Linked DNA regions of Homo sapiens: region 2 is linked to region 1. A link is an interaction called in ENCODE POLR2A ChIA-PET data of the cell type or tissue named here. Cell type or tissue: PC-3. All regions are shown on one strand.

The links. ChIA-PET counts read pairs that join two places held together with the same protein. Peaks named below come from ENCODE experiments on the same cell type or tissue, not always from the same donor. Only the 100,000 strongest peaks of a DNase experiment are listed, where the experiment ranks them.
Region 2: POLR2A ChIA-PET joins it to region 1 with 5 read pairs; 1 of 35 experiments calls an interaction of 5 or more read pairs at or near these places.

The regions. Positions count from the first base shown.
Region 1 is chr14:69,057,560-69,062,559 of GRCh38, forward strand. DCAF5 (DDB1 and CUL4 associated factor 5) reads right to left here. Exons shown (of 9, transcript NM_003861.3): 8 at 4,825-4,952. Among named protein-coding and RNA genes, the nearest start is that of ACTN1-DT, 80 kb to the left of the region's middle. In PC-3, no CTCF peak of the experiment used is centred here; a DNase peak (open chromatin) is centred at 2,542; H3K27ac peaks cover 1,116 bases.
Region 2 is chr14:69,652,125-69,657,124 of GRCh38, forward strand. All of the region lies in intron 1 of SUSD6 (sushi domain containing 6), which reads left to right. Among named protein-coding and RNA genes, the nearest start is that of SUSD6, 43 kb to the left of the region's middle. In PC-3, no CTCF peak of the experiment used is centred here; a DNase peak (open chromatin) is centred at 2,207; H3K27ac peaks cover 1,946 bases.

The sequences.
Region 1 (5,000 bases):
TATTACTACCCAGCTCCTACATTTTCCCTTCAGGAATGAAAGTCATAACACTGAAAGTTAGTTTGCATTTGAGCTCTGGAATGTATTAAGCTGAGGTAGACTGTTCATTCCTGAAGCCTGGAGTAATGGAGTGAAACACAGGATTAAGAGGCAGGAGTCTTGAGTAGGGGTTCCCACTGACTCCTAGTTAGTGGGTGATGCGCAGCTCCTTCCTCTAAACAGTAAATTAGATGGGTCTCATCCAATCCTAAGATTCAGAGCAAAACAAAACCTTCACTCCAGACACACAGTACAGCACTTCAGCAGTAAGGGGAGCAGGTAGGAACCCCAGACCTGTCATTTCCTGTGGCCCTGAGCAAATGACCTCACACTTGAAAGCCTGTTTCTCATATGTGTAAATGAGAATGATACCAAAGCCCATACCCAACACCAATAAATGTGATGTTTTCTCTTTCATTTGGCAATTGAATGCCTCAACCAGAATGTTAAAACCCACCCTCAGAGAAACTTCTGAACATTATAAGTACTGACCGTTCCTATTATCTTGGTCCTAATCCTTAGTATTAATATATAAATTCCAACCATTTGTGAAATTGGTAATCTCTTTACACTGGAAAGTTAACAACTCAGAAGTGAATCAATGAAAAACCAACTTCCTGTTACATGTTAAATGTGGCAGCCGGGCGTGGTGGCTCAAGCCTGTAATCCTAGCACTTTGGGAGGCCGTGGCGGGTAGATCACTTGAGGTCAGGAATTCGAGACCAGCCTGGCCAACGTGGTAAAACCCTGTCTCTACCAAAAATACAAAAATTAGCTGGGCGTGGTGACAGGTGCCTGTAGTCCCAGCTACTCGGGAGGCTGAGGCAGGAGAATTGCTTGAACCCAGGAGGAAAAGGTTGCAGTGAGCCGAGATCGCGCCACTGCACTCCAGCTTGGGTGACAAGAGCGAAATCCTGTCTCAAAAAAGAAAAAAAATACATATATATATATATGGCTAGACATGTCTCATAATCGGGCAAAGTTCATGAGAAAGAGCCAGGCGTGGTGGCTCACACCTGTAATCCCAGGACTTTGGGACGTCAAGGCAGGAGGATCGCTTGAGCCCAGGAATTTGAGACCAATCTGGACAACATGGCAAAACCCCGTCTCTACAAAATACAAAAATTAGCCAGGAGTGGTGGTGTACACCTGAAGTCCCAGCTACTCAGGAGCCTGAGATGGGAGGATCACCTAAGCCTGGGGAGGTTGAGGCTGCAGTGAGCCATGATCGTGCCACTGTACTCCAGCCTGCTGGGTGACACAGTAAGATCCTGTCTCAAAAAAAAAAAAAAAAGGAAAGAAAAGAAGGAAAAGAAAGGAAGAAGTGAAGAGACAAGACGAGAGATGAGACAAATATTTTCCTCTCCATGCACAGTGAAGTTTAGCTTAAGGGGCTGCTGAGAAAAAGGATGCAGTTCAATTCTTATTCAAACATCATAAAAATGGAAAGCAATTAAGTGACAAGTGTTTGGGTTACACAAGTGATCATGATACGCTTTTATTTTTGGGAAAGGGTCTCACTCTGTCACCCATGCTGGAGTGCAGTGGCATGAACATGGCCCACTGCAGCTTCAATCCTGGGCCCAAGTGATCGTCCCACCTCAGCCTCCCGAGTAACTGAGAGCACAGGCAGGCACCACCATGCCTGGCTAATTTTTAAATTTTTCATAGAGATGGGGTTTCCCTGTGTTGTCCCTGACAATAGGGACTCTTCTCCTAGCCAGGAAGGTGGCAGTAAAGGACAAGGACAGAAAGAAGGGGGAGTAGAGAGAGAAAAGCAGGTCTCAGGCTGGACCAGAATGTGGTGGCTAACGCTCTTTGAGCCACTGATCCTCTCAGAAATAGCAGGCAGGAAAGTGACATTTATTAAAATAGGAGTTAGGCACAGGTAATTCACAAGGCACTCCTGGGTGGTAAGTCACTGTCAGCACCCTCACTTTCCAGATGGGAGACAGAACCAAGGGTCGAGACTCAGCGGCCTTTCAGGATAACGTAAGTGCAGGGTGAGGCAGTAATTCCAATTGAGATGAGGCCAGCATGGCCATTGGTCTCATCCTTCTCCTTACCACCTGCCTTCCTGCAATGCTTAGTGCCATGCCATTCCCAGCCAGACTGTGAATGGGGATGACACCTGTGAGACAGCAAAGCTGAGGACTCCAGAGCTTTTTGCTTTCCTTCTCACTATGATCATCTGTACATACTTAATGTTTCAAAGGGCTAAATGTGCCTCCTGGTGGAAGAGGGTTCAGATCCCATGCAAACTAGGGAGCAGTGAGCTCCATAGTTCAGTCTGGATAACCTCACAGATAAAACACTTTTTTCTCTTTTTCCTCTGAGAACTTGGCTAGTTTGCAACATATGACATTTAGGGCAAGGACTTCAGTTGACTAAACAATAAATAGGGAGATTTATCACAGAAGCATCCCAGAGTGCACACTCAAGCAGGAATTCCTCTTGTAAAGGAGATACCCAAGCAGAAAGCTCTCTGAGAAACAGAATGACGTCAACAGGCCCGGAGAGGACACGTTACAGAGTCAACCCATTAGTCATCAGCCAAAGGAGAAGGGAAAGCAATGCAAGGGACTGGGCCATTTCAATGACTGCCCTACTGAAAGGATAGAATCCAGCAGCAGAATCAGGATGCTTGCTGCCTTCCCACCAGCATGGCAAATGTGGTGGTGACTGGGAAGAACAAAGGGCAGGGCTCTATCCTAGCTTTGCCACCAATTAGCTGTGTGACCTTGGACAGTTAATTTATAATTTAAATCTCATCATCTGTAAAACGAAAAAGTAAAAATGATTTCCTCATTCTAGCCCCACGGGGAAATGTGTGCTGCAATGAAAGTCAGCTCTGATCCACAAGACCAGCAAAGCCTAAATCAAGGAAGTTGGACTAAGGGCAAATAAAAATACTGACCTACATGCCAATATTATATTTCTTTTTTTTTTTGGAGACAGAGTCTCGCTTTGTCACTCAGTCTGGAGTGCAGTGGCACAATCTTGGCTCACTACAACCTCCGCGTCCTGGGTTCAAGTGATCCTCCTGCCTCAGCCTCCTGAGTAGCTGAGACTACAGGCACACACCACCACACCCGACTAATTTTTGTAGTTTTAGTAGAGACAGGGTTTCACCATTTGGGCCAGGCTGGTCTCGAACACCTAACCTCAGCTGATCCACTTGCCTCGGCCTCCCAGAGTGTAGAGATTACAGGCGTGAGCCACCACGCCTGGCCTCAATATTTTATTTCTGACAGCTGCCCCCTGCCATGAAGTACAATTTGATTTAGCTCTGGATAGTTATTTTTTTAAGAACAAAAGAAAATGAAAATTATGAAATAAAATAATCACAATTTTTATTTTTTTCTCTGAAAACTCTCAGGTTTTCAAAGTCATTTTAATAAAAAAATTGAGGATTTTTTTTTTTTAAACAAGGGTCTCACTCTGTTGCCTAGGCTGGAGTGCAGTGGTGGGAACATGGTTCACTGTAGCACGACCTCCTAGGTTCAAGCAATCCCTCAGCCTTAGCCTCCCAAGTAGCTAAAACCACAGGTATACACTAATTTTTAAATTTTTTGTAGAGACCACGTCCCACTATGTTGCCCAGGCTGGTCTCAAACTCCTGGGCTCAAGTGATCCTTTTGCCTCAGCCTCCCAAAGTACTGGGATTACAGGTGTGAGCCACCACACCCAGGCAAAATCGAGGTATTTTAGCTTTTGGCAGGAACATCACCTATTCTTACTTAAAAGTCATTATCTCAGGGACCTCAAGAATTAATCATTTACCGTGAATTCTCATTTTCTCAGATGTGGAAAAAATGGTACTAGCAACTGGAATACAAGTGATGGGCAGTGGGTCATCCTTCTGTGGACACAGGCCAGGCTAGGACCCACTTTTGCAGTTATAAAAACATTTCCTGGTAGAGGTGAGTTCATTCAGCCAATGTGCAAATGATCCAAGTATTTAGTATTCATACCCAAGTAGCCTCAATTACAACCACATGCAGTAGTTTTTGTGATATATCCTGAGACAATTTAACTATGATTCTGGCAATCAGTAGTTTTATCCATGCCATATTAGGATGGCAATTAATGCAAAGTACATACAAAGTAACTGAGGGCATAGTGGCTCTCCTAACCTCCAGATGAGGTTTGGAAAACAGAATACATTATACTCAAGGCCAAAGGCTTTTGAAAATGTTGCAGCATACAAGGTAGTGTCTAGAAGACAACCTCTGTTTCAAAGCCTAGTGATTAGTTTAAAAAAATGGTTCCAAGCCAGGTACAGTGGTGCATGCCTGTAGTTCCAGCTACTTTGGGGGGCTCAGGCAGAAGGATCGCTTGAGCCCAGAAGTTTGAATCCAGCTTGGGCAACACAGCAACACCCTGTCTCTAAAAAAATTTTTTTAATGAAAAACTAAATGGTTCTGAAAAGAGCATTTTAAATCACCTTTCTTTCTTCTTTTTTTAAAATTTATTTATTTTTATTTTTTATTTTATTTTTTAAGATGATGTCTTGCTATGTTCTCCAGGCTGGCCTCAAACTCTTAGGCTGAAGTGATCCTCCTGCCTCAGCCTCCCAAGTAGCTGGGACTACAGGTACTGTCACTATGCCTGGCATCACTTTTTAATATCAGCTTTCTAATATTTTGTAATATGTTAAAATCTGAGAATTCTGATAGACCTTTAGTATGTTTAAATATGAGGTCCTACATAAATTGTTCTAGTTTCTTCTAATTATAAATTGTGAGAATTTCTCTAAAAGGACAGAAGGGGAAGGTGCCTCACCTTGATAATCTTTTCTACACCAGAAGAGCAGATCATGTAGGTGTGGGGATTAAATCGGACTTGGTTAACAATAGATCGATGCCCTTTCAGCACCATGAAGGCTCCGTTGACCACCCTACCAATGCCACCTGGGAAAACAGAAGGAAACAAAAATCAGATGATGAAATGAATGAAAG
Region 2 (5,000 bases), 590 kb after region 1:
TTTATCATCCCAGTTCCCTCTCTTAACTAATGGACAGAGGAGCCATGGTTTAGGAAAAAATTTGTTCTAAAAATTACATGTAGAGGTCGAGACAGGCAGATCACTTGAGGTCAGGAGTTAGAGACCAGCTTGATTGACATGGCAAAACCCTGTCTCTACTAAAAATACAAAAATTAGCCAGTCATGGTGGCGTGCGCCTGTAGTCCCAGCTACTCAGGAGGCTGAGGCACGAGAATCACTTGAAGCCAGGAGGCAAAGGCTGCCGTGACCCAAGATTGTGCCACTCCCACTGCACTCCAGCCTGGGCAACAGAGTGAGACTCTGTCTCGGAAAAAATAAATAAATAAATAAATAAAAATAAAAATTACATGTAAACGGAGTCTGACTTTACCCACGCAGCACCTGGGAGCCACGCTTGACTGAATCAGACCCCTCTTGCCTTTAGGAGAAGTGTTTGATAGTGTTTGATAGTGTGAGATGACCTTGCACCTTCAGCAGGACTATGGCATTCTCAGCAGGGGTGGGCCCCAGGCACGTGGACTGAGGAGATCTGGGCCCTGGCTGTTTCCTGGCTGGCCCTAGCTGCTGCTGCTGTTGCCTCCCAAGGCCAGAGCCATTTTTGAAGGTGACTCCAGGGCACCTTTAAACTTATTAGCAGGCTCTTGGGTTAACTTGGAAGCATCTGTGGCAACAACAAGCAAGTAAACCATGTGAACTTTGGGCTTGTGTTGCAGGCCCTTACCAGAAGCCCACCGTGCGTGTCATCATTTCTCAGCCCTCTGCTGTCTTGGCTTCTGGCTAAGACAATAAACATAAGCCCCAGGTGTTTCTAGTTTACAAAGCATTTCCTCATATTTTGTTCCTTTTGAGCCTCAACAGAGTCTACGGAGATAGTCAAAGCAAGTAACAGCCCCATTTTACAAATGAGGAAACAGGGGCAGAGATGAAGTAAGTGACTTCCTCAAGGTCAGAGCTGTGGCTTGAGGGCAGTTTTCTTCCTCATTGGAGGAACTTACGGACAGGAAGTGAGTGTCCACGACATCACATTCAGTAGGGCAGTCACCCAGCTGTTGATATTCTAGGTTTACAGAGGTGGGAGAGGCTGCCCTTTTGGGGCTGACGGTCGAGCTGAGGCCTCCTGCTACCACCAGGTGTTGGGGCAGCAGCACTAGTTCCCAAGAAATAAAATCAGAACGGTGACTCTCCTTACCTGTGTTTTGAAGAGGAAAGCCGGCTATTGGGGTAAGAGATGGATTACAGCAAGAGAAGGGTAGAAGCGGTGAAGAATTCTGTGGCCTTAGAGCCTTTTTCAGATGTGGAAACAGAAGGCAGAGAGCCTTCATGACCAGCTCCCTGGCTGGTGGCGGAGGTGGGACTGAGTCATTGAGGCCCTCTCCTCTGTCTCAGCTCTAAGTTCAGATGTGATATTCCTTGTGAGGATGGCCGAGTGCTAGTTTTGAACTTGATGCTTAGTTCTAGGTTCCTCTTCAGTGATAATTTTTTTTAATTAGGAGGAGTAGTCACTAACATGCCAAAGGAATACTGAAGTGAAATGGATTCTTTTTGTTTAAACAAAGTTTTAGCCTCAGTATTTCTCTAGGGATAATGAATACCTAGTGAAACTTTTTTTTTTTTTTTTTTTTGCTTGGTGTACTAAAGCCACAATCCAAGGACAAGTCTTGTTTTTTTAAATTCTATATTCAAGGCAGATTATTTCTTAAAATGATTAGATTTATACTGTGGCCCTTTCTCCACAGTAGCTGGGTTCTCCCATTCTGGGCAATACTTTGGAGATTTAGGGGTTAGCTTTCCTCTGTTTTATTTCTGAAGCAGTAACCCTTGGCCTAGCCTTACATATAAACACCCCACTGACTACCTTCTATTTATCTTTTCTTTGCAAAGCCCTCATTTCCATCACCCCGTCTGTTCTGCACCTGTCCCGTCTTAGGCTTCAGGATGGAATTGGTTCCTCGACTCAGGTAGCTGCTTAAGCAGTAAGGGAGGAGCCAGCTATTCCTGCAAAGCAAAACCAAAAACAAACAAAAAACCTAAAACTGATCAGGAACTCATACATGTACATCTTGTCTGCTCCATTTCCATACCGGCTCCTCCCCACAGTATTCATGATTTTGGCAGACCTTTGCTACCTGCCTGTCAGATGCCAGGCCTTGTGCTGGCTATTGAAGATTCCGAGTTGAGTAATTCACTGTCCCTGCCTTCAAGGAAGTCTCAGCCTGGTGTGGTGAGACAGATAAACAAATAGATACAATAACCTGTTAAAGGTACAGTCATAGCAGGGTAAGAAGGGGTCATTTCTACGTTGGAGGTGGGTGTGGTGTGAAGTGTCAGGAAAGAATTCCTCTAGATGACCCTTGTGCTGAGCCCCTAAAATGACTCTATTCCTGGTAGAGGGAGCAATTAGGTTTTTGGGATTTGTTTTAATGGCAGTTTGTTGAGAGAGGAGACAAGTGGTCTATAGGAAGGCCTTGCTACATTAACTTAACATTTTGTTTGAATAGATAATACATGTACAAAGTACAACACTCAATATAGTAAAAGGGAATATATGCAGTTAAAAATTTTTTTTCTCCTTCCCCGTTAACCACTCAGTTCCCCTCCCTGAAGGCGACCATTAGTTACCAATTTCTTTTTTTTTTTTTTTTTTGGTGTGTGTGTGTGTGTGTGTGTGAAACAGAGTCTCATTCTGTCACCCAGGCTGGAGTGCAGTGGCACAATATCGGCTCACCACAACCTCCGCCTCCTGGGTTCAAGCGATTCTCCTGCCTCAGCCTCCTGAGTAGCTGGGATTACAGGTGCCCGCCACCACACCTGGCTAATTTTTGTATATCTAGTAGAGACGGGGTTTCACCGTTTTGGCCAGGCTGGCCTTGAACTCCTCACCTTGTGATCCACCCGCCTCGGCCTCCCAAAGTGCTGGGATTATAGGCATGAGCCACTGTGCCCGGCAGTTACCAATTTCTTATGCTTTATTCCAGGTGAGTTTTTCCGTGCTTATAGGGGTGTGTGTGTGTGTCTGTCTTTCAAAAATACATGCATATACCCAGGTTATTTTTTTCACATACTAATTTTAGAAGTCATTCCATATTAGCACAGGTTGAATTGCCCTGTTCTTTTTAAACCTCTGTACGGTATTCCATTATATTGGGTGTACTATAACTTATTTAAGTATACTCCCCTTTCATGAACTTTTAGGTTACTTCAGTCTTTTGCCTTTACAAACAATACATGAATATCTTTCATATATGTCATTGCACATGTGATTTCTTAGGGCACATTCTAGAACTGATAAGTCAGAGTATATGTGCATTTTTTTGGAATAGTTATTAACAAGTTGCTCTCCGAAGGATTCTATATTGATTATAAAATGCTAGCCAGGCAGAGTGGCTCATCCCTCTAATTTCAGCCCTTTGGGAGGCTGAGTTAGGAGTATCACTTGAGGCCAGAAGTTTGAGAGCAGCCTGGGCGACATAGTGAGACATCCTCTCTCTTTAAAAGAAAAAAAAAAAAAGTTAGGTGTGGTGGCGTGCTCCTATAGTCCCAGCTGCTTGGGATGCTGAAGCAGAAGGATTGCTTGAGCCCAGAGGTTCAGGTGAGCTGTGCTCACACCACTGCATTCCAGCCTGGATGACAGAGTGAGACCCTGTCTTTTAAAAAACAACCAAAAAACGCCAAAAAACTAAATTTAAGATTCTTTACCATTTGGCCGGCCCCACTGCTCTTCCCTTGCCTGTCCCCTCACACCCCACCAAAATCCTCTAAAATCCCTGCCAGTATGATCTTCCTAAATGAGTTTAGTCTTATAATTTCCCTGTTTAGAATCCTTGTAAGGGTAAAGTTTAAACCCCTCTGCTTAGCCCCTGCCTCCAGCCTCTGCCAGGAGTAATGTGCTCCCATAGTACTCTGATCCACTTGTATTTGGTGCTTCCTTTTTTTTTTCTTTTCCTTCCTTCCTCCTTTCCTTTCCCTTCCTCTTCCTCTTCCTCCATTCTTCCCTCCCTCCGTCTTCCTCCATTCTTCCCTCCCTCCCTATTCCTCCATTCTTCCCTCCCTCCCTCCCTCTCACATCCTTTAGGACTCAGCATCACCTCCTCTAGGCAGTCTTTCCTGACTACCACCACTTATGCACAAAACACCTAAGCACTACCTTATGTGGCCTCATTTATTCACTGCTTAAATATTTTTTATACACGTGCTGTGATGTGGCACATGCAGGTGTCATTCTTGATGATCCACTGGTTATTGCCTTGAGGGGATGACAACTGCCCGGTAGGGTTACCTGGTGTGACTGCACCTAAAACAGCAATACCAAAGGGCCCATTGCCAGTTCTGTCACTGACCAGCTGGGGCCTCTGAGTATATCCCTTAACCACTTTGGACCTTAATTTGGCATCTGTCAAATGAGATGGTGGAACTTGAGGAACTCTAAGGCCCCTACTGTGCAGGTCTTATTAATGATTACAACAGCAGCAGCAGCCAGTGTTTACTGAGGACTTACAAAGCACCAAGCACTTTGCCAGGCACTTTGTCTATCCTAATCCTTACATCAACTCTACGAAGTTAGTATGGTTACTATCCCTATTTTACAGATGAGGAGACTAAGGCTAAGAGAGGTTATATGACTTGACCACAAGGTCATAATAAAGAAACAGATTTGAATCCAGGCATTCTGACTTTACTGTTCTTAGCCACATAAATGGGCACACATTCGACACACAGTTTTGTGTACTGTTTGGTGGTCACTCACAGACTCCATCCCAGACCTCTGCATGAACCATCCCTGTTCTACAGTTTTAAAGGCTCAAACTGGAGTCTGGGTGAAACCTGGGGACAGAAGACTGCTATAGTCACAATTATTAGAGGGAAATGGGTGAGGACCAGTGGCCAGCTCTGTTCATGAACCTTTGACAATTCTCACAGAGAGTCTTGCTTTGGACAGAGACAACTTACGTTGCTGTTTTCAGTTACCCTCTTTAGGAGGG